Linked DNA regions of Mus musculus: region 2 is linked to region 1. The links are chromatin contacts, found by Hi-C or POLR2A ChIA-PET in ENCODE. All regions are on one chromosome and are shown on one strand. Each heading gives the region's core, a stretch centred on a gene start or an enhancer-like site at or near the end of the contact. The rest is flanking DNA. Distances are from core to core; before and after follow the strand shown. Region 1 holds the start of Rgcc (regulator of cell cycle). Region 2 holds the start of Naa16 (N(alpha)-acetyltransferase 16, NatA auxiliary subunit).

Evidence for each region. Hi-C counts contacts between places; a loop is a spot of excess contacts on that map. ChIA-PET counts read pairs that join two places held with the same protein, here RNA polymerase II (POLR2A).
Region 2: a loop to region 1 is called in a map of v-Abl transformed pro-B cells, with 2.3 times the contacts of the local background. The contact joins the promoter of Naa16 here to the promoter of Rgcc in region 1. A Hi-C loop is called at or near these places in 2 of 37 maps with a recorded cell type or tissue (both v-Abl transformed pro-B cells). POLR2A ChIA-PET finds 5 or more read pairs at or near these places in 1 of 5 experiments (embryonic stem cell).

The regions. Positions count from the first base shown.
Region 1 is chr14:79,300,047-79,304,087 of GRCm38, reverse strand. It overlaps Rgcc (regulator of cell cycle), which reads left to right and starts at 2,453. Exons shown (of 5, transcript NM_025427.2): 1 at 2,453-2,639; 2 at 3,188-3,373. The coding sequence starts at 2,591.
Region 2 is chr14:79,388,500-79,392,567 of GRCm38, reverse strand. Naa16 (N(alpha)-acetyltransferase 16, NatA auxiliary subunit) reads left to right here and starts at 1,900. Exons shown (of 20, transcript NM_025832.2): 1 at 1,900-2,006. The coding sequence starts at 1,953.

The DNA.
Region 1 (4,041 bases), core at 1,204-3,703:
TCTTTCCTTCCTTTCGCCCTGTGAGCAATCAGCAAGCCCTCACCAGACAGCACTGGGTGGGAGTCTTGATCTTGGGCCGCCTGGCCTTCGGAACAGTGGGGAAGAAATCTCCGTGATTCACAAATTACCTAGCCTGTGATATTTTATTATATGATAGCAAAGCATATCTACGGGAGAGACCGGTTAAAATAAAGATCGGGTCTTTACAGCACTAGAAGTCCTGACTTTCCTGTTGGAAATTAAAGGAGACATCAAGTCTTTTTCTTGAGGCCATTGCAGCCAGAGACTGAATGACTGAATGAGCTTTTGAAACCTGGAAGTTAGGTAAGTCTCAGTGAGGAGATGAAGGATACAGCTCCCCGTGCCTCCTGAGGGACGGGTTGCACCTGAACACTGAGGTCATTGACTATCTCTGTCACCACTGTCAGGTGGGGGGGGGGGGCATAAAAGGCCCTAGGATATGGAGCCCAGCCAGAAGGCTCTGGAGAACAAGGGTTTAAACCTTTACCTGGTTCTAGGGAAGAAATCAACACATGTGCAGCACTGAGTGAGGCCTTTGCACTGAGATGTGTGTAAGGATGGGCTGGGGGCAACCCAATTTCACACCAGGTGAACTGTGGACAAATGAATTGTGTTCCACGCACTAACTGAACAGGTAATTGGCATCTTTTTTTTTTTTTTTTTTTTTTTTGGCTGCTCCTCCCAGATTGGTTGCTGCTGTTGGCTTATCTGCTCTGGGGCTCAGTGCCACCCTTGACTGCTTAGTTCTTCTTCACCCTAGGGAGGCAGGGTGTGGCTAACTTCAAAGTGGTGCTGAAAAGAGACAGGCCTGCCTTCTATTAAACCACTAAGGGGTAGGCAAGCCCCTTAGCTGCTCTATTCCAGTTTTCACACCTGCCGACCACTGGCAATGATTATATTATTCAGGGGTGGCTGTCAGGAGTGACCTGGTGCATGCCACATTCTGACACCTAGGAAGGCTGGAGTCACTGGGGAAAGATGTCCTCACATAACACCATCCAAAGATTCTGTGATGATGGCCGTTGATCACTTGAAAGTGTCTAGTATAGCTAAGGAAGTGTCTGGTGTAGTTAAGAAAGTGTCTGGTGTCTGGACTGAAAACTTTCACTTTATTCAATTTTGATTGTTTTACATTTATTTATTTATTTTCTTTTGCAGGTCTGAGGATGAGCCTTCAGACTCAGGGCTCACCCATGCTAGGCAAGCACTTTATTGCTAAATCATATTCCCAGGCCCCAGCTAGCCCCTTACTTTACATTAATTTAGTGGTGTGTGTGTGTGTGTGTGTGTGTGTGTGTGTGTGTGTGTGTATGTGTGTGTGTGGTGTGTGTGTGGTATGTGTGTGTGTAGCATGTGCATATATGCACACAAGGCGTATGTTGTGCCGGACAAGATCAGAGGTCAACCGCAAATGTGATCGATTCCCTGGGCACTGCCCACCTCCATTTTTAAGATACAGCTTTTCATTGACTTGGAGTTCTCACTTTGGGATTGGCTGGGGAGTCCCAGGGATTTGCCAGCCTTTGCCTCTCAGGGCTGGGATTATAAGTGGTGTCCATCTAGTTTGGATTTTTTAATGTGGATTTTGGGGCTTGAACTTGGATCTTCATGCGTGCACAGTAAACTCTTTACAGACAGGATTGTACTATGTAGGGTTTTTTTTCTTTTCTTTTCATGCAGTAGTCCTCAAATCTCCACTCTCTTGCCTAGACCCCCTTCTACCATCCTCCTTAGGGCTGGGACTATAGGCGCAGGCCACCAGCAGGCCTCTTATTTTACGTTTAATAACTACCTGGGGCAAAGGGCTGTTGGTCACCTGAGGCAGGAATTCTACTGGGCTGTGCTAAGGATGGACGCTCAATCATACGGACCCTATACCAGAATGCATCTGTCCATGTGGTACTCTGCGCTCAAAGATCATCTCAATTGAAGACTGCATTCACCTCAACCCACTGCCCTCAGCTGTCCACTCTGTCCACGCACAACCTTATAAATTCCTTGAGAAAAGTCAGATGGAGGACTGGTTCTTTGCAGAGGCTACTGAGGCCCTTGGCTCCTTTATTTTTGCAGCAAACAAGGAGGCTTTCTGCATGTGCAGTTCCATTTCATAGATGAGGCTCAAGGAGGCTCAGCCAGAAGGCGGGAAACAGGGTAAACTCTTGGAGAACTCTGATGCCCGCAAAGACACTTCCTTGGGTCGGGTTGTCAGGGTGGTAGAGAAAGCGGCGGGTAAATATTTGGGGCGGTATCCTGGACTCCGGCGACACCCGTCACTGCGGTTCTTCAGAGGCCAGCGCGTGGCTAGGGCGGTGCCGGGAGTAGGGGGTGGAGGGACAGGGGCGTCCCCTAGGTCGTCTGGGACTTACTCAGCAGCCCCGCCCCGCCCCGCCCCTGCCGGTGGCTATAAGACGGAGTAGCCGGCGGGTGGCGCGGCTCAGGCGAGTAGCTAGCGCTCAGGCTCGGCAAGGAGCAAGGCAGAGGCACCGGAGCAGACTGCAGTGCAGGCGGCAGCCACCAGGGCCAACACCTCGCAGCATCTCTGCTACGCGTGTCACTGAGCAACTTCTCCATGAAGCCGCCCTCAGCGCAGAGCAGTCCCGCGGCGGTCGCGGCCGCAGGTGAGTGCCTATTTGGAGGTGTCTTCTCCACCTCTGCGCCCCGGGATCGAAGCCAGGGACTGCGTCCACGCTAAGCTACACTCTCAGCTCCGGGGCCCCTGAGAGCTGGAGCCTGCAAGTAGGGGCGAGAGAACAGAGGTCGCTAAGGTCTTCTTCCACTGCCCACCCTTCTGTCCTCCATCACCCTGGCATCCCGTCTCCGGATCGCTCGTCCGATGCAGGTTTAGTTTGGTTTTCCACGCGGGACAAGGAACCGGAGTCTGACACGTAACGGGTGCCTGCTGACTCAGACTTCCCGCCGCCACGCGCTCCAGGGAGCGAGCGTGGGCAACAGTAGGAAAGCGCGTGGGGTGGGCTAGGTGACTTCCAGACTTTCAGCTCAACCCACGGAGGCTTCTTCTCCTCCGTGTCTGGTGACAGGCGCTTTAGAGGGTGGTTGGGAGGTTACGGAGTAACTGACTGCGTGGCTGTCACTGGCAAAGGCAGAGTGGAGTTCTAGGGAACGCTGGCCGCCCCTCCAGATGCCCTCTGTGCCCTCCCTCCCCTAGCCCCGGCCATGGACTCCGCGGCCGCTGCAGACCTGACCGACGTGCTGTGCGAGTTCGACGCGGTGCTGGCCGACTTCGCGTCGCCCTTCCACGAGCGCCACTTCCACTATGAGGAGCACCTAGAGCGCATGAAGCGGCGCAGCAGCGCCAGCGTCAGCGACAGCAGCGGCTTCAGCGACTCGGAGAGTAAGTGAAGCCCTGTTGAAGTCAGTAATCCTCAGACTCAGGCTTCCTAAAGCTCTAGATTCACCTGGGTTATCTTTAAACTGAGGCACGACATCTGGGGAAAGTCAGACCCGGGGATCTGCACGGCTCTGAGATGCCTGAAGAGTTGACTTTCTGAGTCGTTAGCCCAGATGTGCGGGGGTCATTAAGGCGTTCTTGGGGAGAGAGGTACGAGGGTGGGTGGGTGGCTCTTAAAGAGCTGTGGGTCTACCTGTCACGGCAGGTGTGTACCATGAGGCCTGAGGGTTTGTGCAGTCAGCCAGAACTCCTGGGAGTCCAGCCAGGCCTTCCAACCTTTTCCCGCCTTTCTACCCACTCTTCGCTCTTCATTTTTTTTTTTTTATTTTATTTTATTTTGAGACTCTCCCAAGGTGATCTATGTAGCTGCGGGTGACCTCGAACCTCTCTGATCCTCTTTCCTCGGGCTTCAGGGTGCTGGGGTGACAGTGCAATGCCACCACATTTAGGCACATCAGTTTATAGGCAATGCTGGGGGTCAGACCTAGGGCTTCTTGCACGCTAGGCAAACACTAGACCAACAGCACCCTCCCTTTCCTTTTCCAGAATGGGTGTTGGGGAACATGAGGACACGAGTGAGCACAAGAATGAAACATTTGTGAAACCAAAAT
Region 2 (4,068 bases), core at 651-3,150, 89 kb before region 1:
AGAGGAGAGAGGAGAGAGAGAGAGAATGCACAGAGGCTAGGAGTAATCATTAGGTCCTCTGGGTATAGAGGGGGTTGTCAAGTGCTGGGAACTCTGGAAGAGCTAGAATATTTGACTGAGTCTACTCTTCAGCACTGCTGGCTTCTTTTTCTTCTTTAAAAACAAACAAACAAACAAACAAACAAACAACCCAAACAAATGAACAAAAAAAAAACTCAAGAAACAAAAATGTTGTTTCAGGCCAAGCATCCGTGGCACATGCCTTTAATCCCAGCACTTGGGAGGCAGAGGCAGGCAGATCTCTAAAAGTTTGGGTCCAGCCTGGTCTACAGAGCAATTTTCAGGACAGCCAAGGCTAGACAGAGAAACCCTCTCTCAAGACAAAACAAAACAAAACAAAACAAAAGAAGATCAAACCCTCTCAAACATAGGGGACGGAGTGGGGGGCATAGGATGAAGTTCACCTGAAAGCAAACATTGCATCTGTCAATGTGGTGTCTTATGTAGAATTATTACCTATAGTTATCTCTGGCAAGTGATTGACACGGGCAACCCTATCTTGAGTCACCTTCCATGTTAGACAGTGGTGGCGCACGCCTTTGATCCCAGCTTTAGGGAGGCAGAGGTAGGCAGATTTCTGAGTTTGAGGTTAGCCTGGTCTACAGAGTGAGTTCCAGGACAGCGAAGGGTACACAGAGAAACCCTGTCTCTGAAAAACAAAACAAGCAAAAGGGTTCTGGAGAATGAACTTTATAGGATGTGCCATTTCCCGATTCCTGTAGCTTCTTCCGTCCCCTTAAAAAAAAAAAAAAAAAAAAGGCTCTCACTACATAGCCTAGCCTGGCTTTGAACTTGTAATCCTCTTGCCCTTGATTTTCCAGTACTATTACTACAGGCACGTGCAGAAATTAGGATTCAGAATTTATATGTTTATATACATATGTTTACACACACCTTTTAATACTACACCAACATCTGGTATGTGATCCTTCTTGTCACAGATGTCTATCTGTATGTTCTTGCGTGTTGTTAGTATGTTTCATTTTTTTGGAGAAGTCATCCCTGAAACATTCTAGGATTGTATCCTGTTTTTCCCATTATTGGGTAGTCTATGTGGTGAAAGAGGCAGTAGACTCGAGGATCAGTAGATCTGTAAAAATTCTGCAATTATTACTGAAAATGTTGGGTTCCCTCGCGGCTGAGACTTTTTTTTTTTTTTCTCCTTCCTATCCTTTGCCTAAAGGGGCTGTCTCGCCAGTTCCATCATTTCAAGGTCTGATCACTACTTTCATATGCAATGAAAAGATAAGGCTTCTTTTTTTGTTGTTGTTTTTTGTTTTTCGAAACAGGGTTTCTCTGTATAGCCCTGACTGTCCTGGAACTCACTCTGTAGACCAGGCTGGCCTCGAACTCAGAACTAGTGCTGGGATTAAAGGCGATTAAAGGCGTGCGCCACCACCGCCCGGTTTAAGGCTTCTTTTTAAGAGTCCTTTTAAAAACAGCAAGAAAAGGAAGGACAAATGGATTCTAAACCAAGAGTGTTCGTGGTATTAAGCAGGGTTTCCACTGCACAAAAGAATAAAAGTTAACTCGGAAAACAGTTTTACATCATCTAGGACAGAAGCCTAATAACCAGCGTGAGACGAACAGTCCAGAGATTAGGGCGAGTAAATGACTAGGCGCTTAAGACGTGACAGGAGCCACAGCCCTGCACCGACCCGGAGACCTCCCGGGTGAGAAGAGTCTAGTCTTTCTCTTGGCCGCGAGACTGCGCATGCGCACCCCGCGGGGGGGCGGGGCGAGCCCTGGTCGCCATCTTGGCGCGCGCGGGCTTCCCTCCCGGGCCGCCCACTGGAGTGCGCTGTGTTCCGCTTCCCGTGGCATCCCGCCGAGGTAACCCGCGGCCCGGGTCCTGGCTGGTCGCTCGAGCAGGCCTCCCCATCGCCGCCACGATGCCCTGCGTGCAGCTGCCCGCCAAGGAGAGCGCCCTCTTCAAGCGCGTGCTGGTGAGCGGTGGCCCGCCCGACCCCTGCGCGCTTTCTTTCCCACCGAGCCGGGCTCTCCTCCGGCCGCTTCTCCTTCCGTTCCCCCGCGGCGCTCCCTCCCTGACTCTGGAGCTCCCCACTGCGGGAGCTTTCCAGAAAGTTCCCCGGCCGAGTCGCCGGAACCCCGGCGCCGGGCTCAGCGGGTCCCTGCAGTCCTCCCCTCGGAGTAGTCCGAGCTGCTTCGGGTCCAGGCTGGGCCAAGCACCGCTGCTTGCGGGGTACGGGAACATGGAGCCCGCGATCCTCGGGAGCCCATGCCTCTGTGCGGGAGAGTTTGCATGTTTGTGCGGGCCCGGTTTTGGAAGTGATTTGCCAGAAACTTGCTTCTAACTCGTCCTCGTGATGAAAGCTGCGGAGAAGGGCTTTGTGCTTGAGACCCTTTACGTGGCTTTGAAGCCTGAATAAGAATAGTAATAATGATGATTAATAACAAGTTGCCTTGGTCATGTTAGACCCATGCCCAGCTAAACGAGGTTCGGTTTTACGTTTTTAAAGTTTACTTAAGACATGCTCACTCTGTAGCCCTGGCTGGCCTGGATCTCTCTATGCAGACAAAGCTAGCCTAGATTTTAGAGCTGCTTTTTTTTTTTTTGCCTCTCGAGTGCTGGGATTCAAGGCATTTGCCACTGTGCCCAGACAAGAAGTTTTCTCTGGGGAGTGTGCCAGCATATCTGCCACCTTGGCACCTTGACCAGGTTATATCCTTTCAGGGAGGAGAGAGGTGACACGCTTCTTCTCTGTATGTTGCGGGGCTCTTAAAGATTTAGAAAAGAAAATGAGTTAATAGCGGTATGTTCTAAGCTGCCCTTTTAATTTGAGAATGTGCTACTTGCTGGGCAAGCTTTTAGATTTCAGGGTGAATTTGTATTGAGAGCACGTGGCTGAATAGCGTTAGCTGTTGAGTAAGGAAACACTGATCTTAATACTTTGTTGCCATCACCTGACAAAATGTTACACTTAGTACTGGCTCAAGCCAACAGAAGCTTGACATGTAGCATTGAGAATGTTAACAATGATACAAGTGGACTAGGGGACTACTTTTTTTCTTTTTTTTTTTTCTTTTTTTTTCTTTTTCTTTCTTTCTTTTTTTTTTTTTTTTTTTGAGATGGCCATATATTTCAGGTTGGCCAAAAATAACCTTGAACTCATCTGCTTTTGCCTGGAGGGTGATGGGATTACAGTTCTGGATACCACATCTAGCCTTGGGATGATAATGTTTCAAATCTCAGTTTGGTACAGTTAGTAGAGAAGCGTGTGTGGCAAATAAATGTCAGAAGTGTTCACTCCTTTGGTAGCTGACAAAGATCAGGATTAGTTAAAGAACACTTGTACTCTTCCTCAGTAGTTTCTTCTGCTTATAGCCCACTGTCTTTGTTAATTATCAAGTGAACCTCAATAGTCAAAGCTGGACCTTTAAAAAATTTTTTTACTACATTTATTTATGTGCATGTGTGCACACCATGGCGTTTGTGCAGAGATTAGAGGACACCTTCCAGGAGTCAGTTGTCTCCTCCCATAGTCAAACTCAGGTAATCAGGCTTGGTGCAAGCATCTTTCCTAACTGACCCATTTCCTTGGCCCTATTTCCTATTTTATTTTGCTTACTTTGAGGAGTTTCAGAGTTTCACTCCAGCCCACAGTAGGTTGTATAATCTAGGCTAGCCTAGAACTCATGGCAGCCTTTTGCCTCATCTAACTTCCTAAGGACTGGCGTTGATTGATTGATTATAGGGAACGAGCCACCAGGTTTGGCCACATAGCTATTTAATTTATTCATATGGTTCAATATTTTTTCTGTTACTTTTATCTTCTAACCATTTGGTAATCTTCCCAGAGCCAATCAAGAAAATTCATTTTAAATATATTTTAATGAATGCTTTGAAATTATCACCTCCACATCCAAAATCTCCTGCAAGAATTAGCTGTGCCCTTGGCGCCGTGTTGCTGTGAATCTAGGAGGATGATTTTATTGGACAGCTCTTGATTACTTGTCTAGTGTAAAGAAGCCTAAACAAGAATTCAT